Regions from separate parts of the Mus musculus genome. Here region 2 is linked to region 1. Evidence: chromatin loops called from intact Hi-C (ENCODE). Cell type or tissue: left cerebral cortex. All regions are shown on one strand.

Evidence for each region. A loop is a pair of places that touch in the nucleus more often than their neighbours do. Peaks named below come from ENCODE experiments on the same cell type or tissue, not always from the same donor. Only the 100,000 strongest peaks of a DNase experiment are listed, where the experiment ranks them.
Region 2: a loop joins it to region 1, with 2.5 times the contacts of the local background. A loop is called at or near these places in 6 of 42 quality-filtered maps.

What each region holds. Positions count from the first base shown.
Region 1 is chr17:75,535,424-75,537,923 of GRCm38, reverse strand. It overlaps Fam98a (family with sequence similarity 98, member A), which reads left to right. Exons shown (of 8, transcript NM_133747.2): 8 at 1-838. Among named protein-coding and RNA genes, the nearest start is that of Fam98a, 15 kb to the left of the region's middle. In left cerebral cortex, a CTCF peak has its summit at 1,054; DNase peaks (open chromatin) are centred at 601 and 1,066.
Region 2 is chr17:75,459,332-75,461,831 of GRCm38, reverse strand. The region is part of intron 1 of Rasgrp3 (RAS, guanyl releasing protein 3); the gene reads right to left. Among named protein-coding and RNA genes, the nearest start is that of Rasgrp3, 25 kb to the right of the region's middle. In left cerebral cortex, a CTCF peak has its summit at 1,037; no DNase peak of the experiment used is centred here; H3K27ac peaks cover 315 bases.

The DNA.
Region 1 (2,500 bases):
CAGTTGGAACATACATGCTTTTTTGAAGAAATTACTTGAATAAAATAGTTTTCACATTTTCAATATGCAAGTTTTGAAAATGAGGATTTGCCTGGACTTTTTTATATTTAATGCTGGGAAACCTTCCTCATATTAACAACCCATGTATGTTTTTCGTAAGCTACCTTCTGATGTCTATTCTCCGAGCATAGCTCTGCCCTGATTGGCATTTTATTCAGAGAGATGTTTGTCACCTTTCTTTTTGGTAGACCTGTTGGGTTGGTTCCTATTACATGAGCTCTTTTGCAGATAGCACATTCAGTAGCCTTATCCTGTTGGTGGAATACTGTACCATATGCTCCTCCAAAACCCATGAACACGGCCAAAACCCATAAAAACAACAAAAGCAAACTAAGTCAAGAACCGTAGTATCTGTAGGCACTTAGTTAAGTATAGCAACTCAAACCAGACCTGCATCCATCCGAGACAAACGTTCCTCCTTCACCCTTGTTTTTACTTGAAATTCGCTAGAAGAAATGGCGAGCAGACATCTGTTCCATGCACTAGTTAATGCTACTGGCTCAGCATATACAAGTTAGCTTGCTTTAGGCAAGGGACCTTTCTTGTGATGGACGTGCACTACGAAGTGAGATGGAGTCCTGCTCCGTGCAGGAGGCCCTTCATTATTGCTGCAGAAGACAGAAGCCTGGCTGAGTCACTCTCCACGTCTATCCTGAAATCACTCAATGCTTCTGCCGGGTTTTTGTACATGTAAACACTGTCAAGCTGTGAAAGAAAGTGGCTGGAGGTGTGTTTGGTGTGAGAGGTGAGCAATAAAGTACCTGCACATTCTCTCCTTGCTCTGGGAGTTTTCTTTTAGCTATTTTCATACCAGATTGTGCGTTTGTGTCAGGTTTATGGAGTAAGGCTTTTGTTCCTGAATGGTATTTCCTTAAGTAGAAGGTAGCCCTTTTTCTGGAAACTGAAACAAACTGGGAGGGGGAAAAGCTATTTCCACATTTACCTTATTTATAACAGTACGGCTAGAAAGCCTTCCTCTGACTCTGTCCACTGGGTGTAGCTGTTGCTACACATGTTAGGCAAGATGCAGTAATGCCCCTCCCTAACCTCAGAGGGTTTGTTTCCCGTTCTCCCTAAAAGCAGACGTGGTTTTCTTAGAAGAAAGTGACCTGGAAACTACAAAGTACTTATTAGAGAAATGGTATCTTCTGCTAAGTGGACCATCTTTAAGGTTTATTATGGTGTGATGTGTGTGTGTGTGTGTGTGTGTGTGTGTGTGTGTGTGTGTGAGTGAGTGGAGCATGTATGTATCTTAAGGTCACAGGGCAACTTTCGGGTGTTGGTTACTCCCTCCAACAGAGGGAGCTGGGAGGTCAAATTTGCATCCGTCAGTAATCAGGCCTGAGCAGATAGATACCTTACTCTGAGCCATCTCACAGGCCCCCAAGGGGTCTTATCTTTAAAATACTTTACTATTGAAATAGGGGTTTTATGATAACTAAAACTATCCTTGAAAGACCAATATGATCCTTTTATTCATTTTAGCAAATTTCAGCTACCTTTTGTGATTGCAAGATGTTCAAAATGCTTTATTAAAATGAATTAGAGTGTAGGCTTTCTCTTAAACAGCAGTGAATACATAGGTTTACTGTAGGTGGTTCCTCTTACCTCAGGTAGATACTTGCTTTGTTTCCGTAATCCAGGACTCCAGAGTCTTCCTCCCACTAGACTTACTCTTGACAGGTAGAATTTTGATTTATTATTACAAGGTTGTTTTCTCAGGCATGATCTTTTGAGAACAAATGGTAGATTTCTCCACAGTGACCTTAAGTTTTTCATCCTTGTTTATGATTTAAACTAGACATTGTTCTCCACATTGAGAAGCCATAGAAGAATTTAGTTTCTCCCCTTGACCATAAATTCTCTAGATAAGATATCCTAGCCACCAACATTACCACATTAGCATTGTTGGGTTTTGCAGAGAATGTTCCCTTAAATGATGGCATATTCTGTTTTCACTTGTTTTCTTTGTGTTTGGAATCACAATATGTCAAAACTGGCCTCAAACTCTTGGGCTCACCCCAGCCTCCCAAACACGTGGCTCTACAGGCAAATGCCACCAACCATACCGCAGCTGATCTTGTAGACTCTCTTAACCTTGTGGTCAGTAGTGATTTACCTGGGGTAAGGCATATGGGGATTTCTTTGAGAATCAAGATTTTTCACATGAACCACTAAGCCATCTGTGGAACAAGCCGGGTAGGCCTATACATTGTTCCACCCAAGATCAGGAGCTGGAACCGGGAGTCTGTGCTGAGAACTCTTGAGCCCTGCCATGGGTGGGTCCTGTACCTTTAATGTGTAGAACCAGTCTGGCTGATGTCCGGCTGCACCAGACACAGACTGAGTCTGCCTATCAGGACTCGAACCACTTCTACATGCTCGGAACTGATTGCCACTGGCCAAATCACCTTTTCCCCCAAGCGTTTCCCATCTTTAT
Region 2 (2,500 bases), 76 kb after region 1:
CATAACTATGTGGTTATTTCTTAGGGTACCCTTTAACCTCTGAGTGCCCAACAGGGCTGTATCAGTGACAATCCCTTCACAGCACTATTGCTATGCAATAATAAATAAATAATACATAATAATAAAAATAAATAATAAAAAAATAAATAATGTTCACATTTATTATTGACCTGGGAAATACTTGGTATTGAGTAAAAGTTTCTTCAGAATAATCTCATTTCCCAGGAATATATATGTGAACATAGGAGAAAACTCAAAACAAATACCAAAAATTTTAAGACTGTTTTCTGATTGTCTCTGAGAGTTAAATTCACATAGGGCCCTCAGCCCATTTCTCTTATTGTTTGTACACAATCTTTTTAAAGGTAACAGGGTAAACTGGGGCTGAGGATGTGGCTCAGTTGGTAGACTGCTTGCCTGAACTTGATCATGCCTGTAATCTTAGCACTTGGGAGGTTGCAGTAGGAGACACAGAAGTTCAAGGCTATCTTTGGCTACATGAGGAGTTCAAGGCCAGTCTAGGATACATGGCATTTGTCTCAAAAATAAATGAATGACCAAATGAATGAATGAAACAAAAGTACAGGGAGGGGAAGTCGTCTAGAAGATACTTATGTGCACTCGGTATTTACCCAATGAGGAGAAAGCCATTGGCAAGAAAAAGGGATTTAAAAAAGATAAAGATGAGGAAACCCTCAGAGTTCATTAACAAAGCTGGATACTTCTCAAGTCTCTCACTTGCAATCCCGAAGCAGAATACTTGGCAGGAACTTGCTAGAAGTGATGGAAGCAGCAGGTTGCATGGGCACGGAAAAGGAGAAAACAGTGGTCTGGCCTGAGCACCCCAGATTCCACTTCTAAGACTCCTTCTTGGGCTTTGCGCCTACACAAGGGACCCCCTTATAGAGAGATTCTCAAATGTCCCATCGCAGATCTTCGAACAGAAAGCACTGTCTTTCGGGCTACTCCCCGACTTGTGCCAGACTCCACACAGGCTGTTCTGCCTTGGTAACACACCACCTACTGTTGGCTTGAGGCACTGACACTAACATGCATGTGCCTTAAACCCACCCCTATTTCCCTATCCTTGCAGGGACTTTAGGTTCAGCATTGCTCCTCTCCATCCCCCCCCCACCCATTTTTGGAAACCGTCTCAGTTTTTCTTTTAGCTTCATTCTTTATCTAAAGATCTTGAGGGTTTGCAGGGTATGCAATGATACCCAGCTAGCTCAGTTGGTAGCACATGAGATGCTTAATCTCAGGGTCATGGGTTTGTGCCCCATGTTGGGCACCAGTTGTGGATCCAAGTTTTGCCCCACTACTGGGGTGTGAGAAACACTGCTGGGTGGACAAAACACAAAGATGTTGACTGTGTTTACCCTGCACCACTGCCTTTGGGTACTGGGCTTTAGGGAAGTATAGAGACACTGCTCAGGGGGGGTAGGAAAATGCAGCTCAGGATGTGGGAGGCTGAAGCTGGGGTTCCCTGACCACCCGGGTATCCAGTTGCCACTGGGGTGCCATACAAAGGAATCAGGAATGAATTCCTGGGGGTACACAGGCCGCAACAAGGCTAGGATGGGTTAATGGGGAACTCCAGCTTAGTCCATTTGTGATTGTCCTTAGCTTGGTGGCAGTTGTCTGGGGGCCTTCTGTGGGAGACTTAGGTTGCTGCTCTGTAGGAAAAGAAAGGTCTTCCTCATGCTTCCCATGGTGGTTTCAATGGAAGAGACAGTCCTTGGTTCCAAACTGTCTATTGATTGTTCATCATGAGAAATGGGTGCATACCACCTTCTCAGGGTGGACCAGAGATTAAATATCTTTTGAAGGATGGAATGTCTGGGAAGGGAAGCTTATTGACTAAACCCTCAGGGTCTCTAGATATCTCATTAGCAGGAAGAGAATTCTGTTTAGGTCACGTTTCCTATATGAAAGGTGTGGCACGTGTTCCAGGTCAGGAATCTAATAGGCAGTAGGGAGACGCCTACTGTATCAGGTGGGTGCCTGGGTGCCGGGGTCTCGGACCCACTCATCCTTACTAAGTTTCCTGCATGGTCTACTGTCCCACAGGGCAGTGGTACTGCCCCTGCTCCTCTTTCTCTACCCCTCCTTCCTTTCCTTTCAACTGTGTGAAATCAAAGAAAGTACCCAATCAGAGAGAACTCCTCTTAAGAGTTGTGCTAGCTACGTTCCTGTTCTAAAAAAGAAAGAATTGTTTTCTATGTGTTCAGAGTTGAGGGTTTTAGTTCCCCTCACTGCCCTTGCACAGAACAAGCTATGTCAAAAAATGATCAGAAATACAGCTTCTGCACACAAATCTACTAAAGGTCATCAAAACGAGACAAAAATCTCTGCTCTCAAGATGAATAGCTCTGTGGGAACAGAGAGAAACACATAGAACACCAAAGTAGAAGTAATTATGATAGCAATTATAATATGTTAATATGTGTATACTATGAAAACTTTAATACATTAACATATTATATAATTGTAATATGTA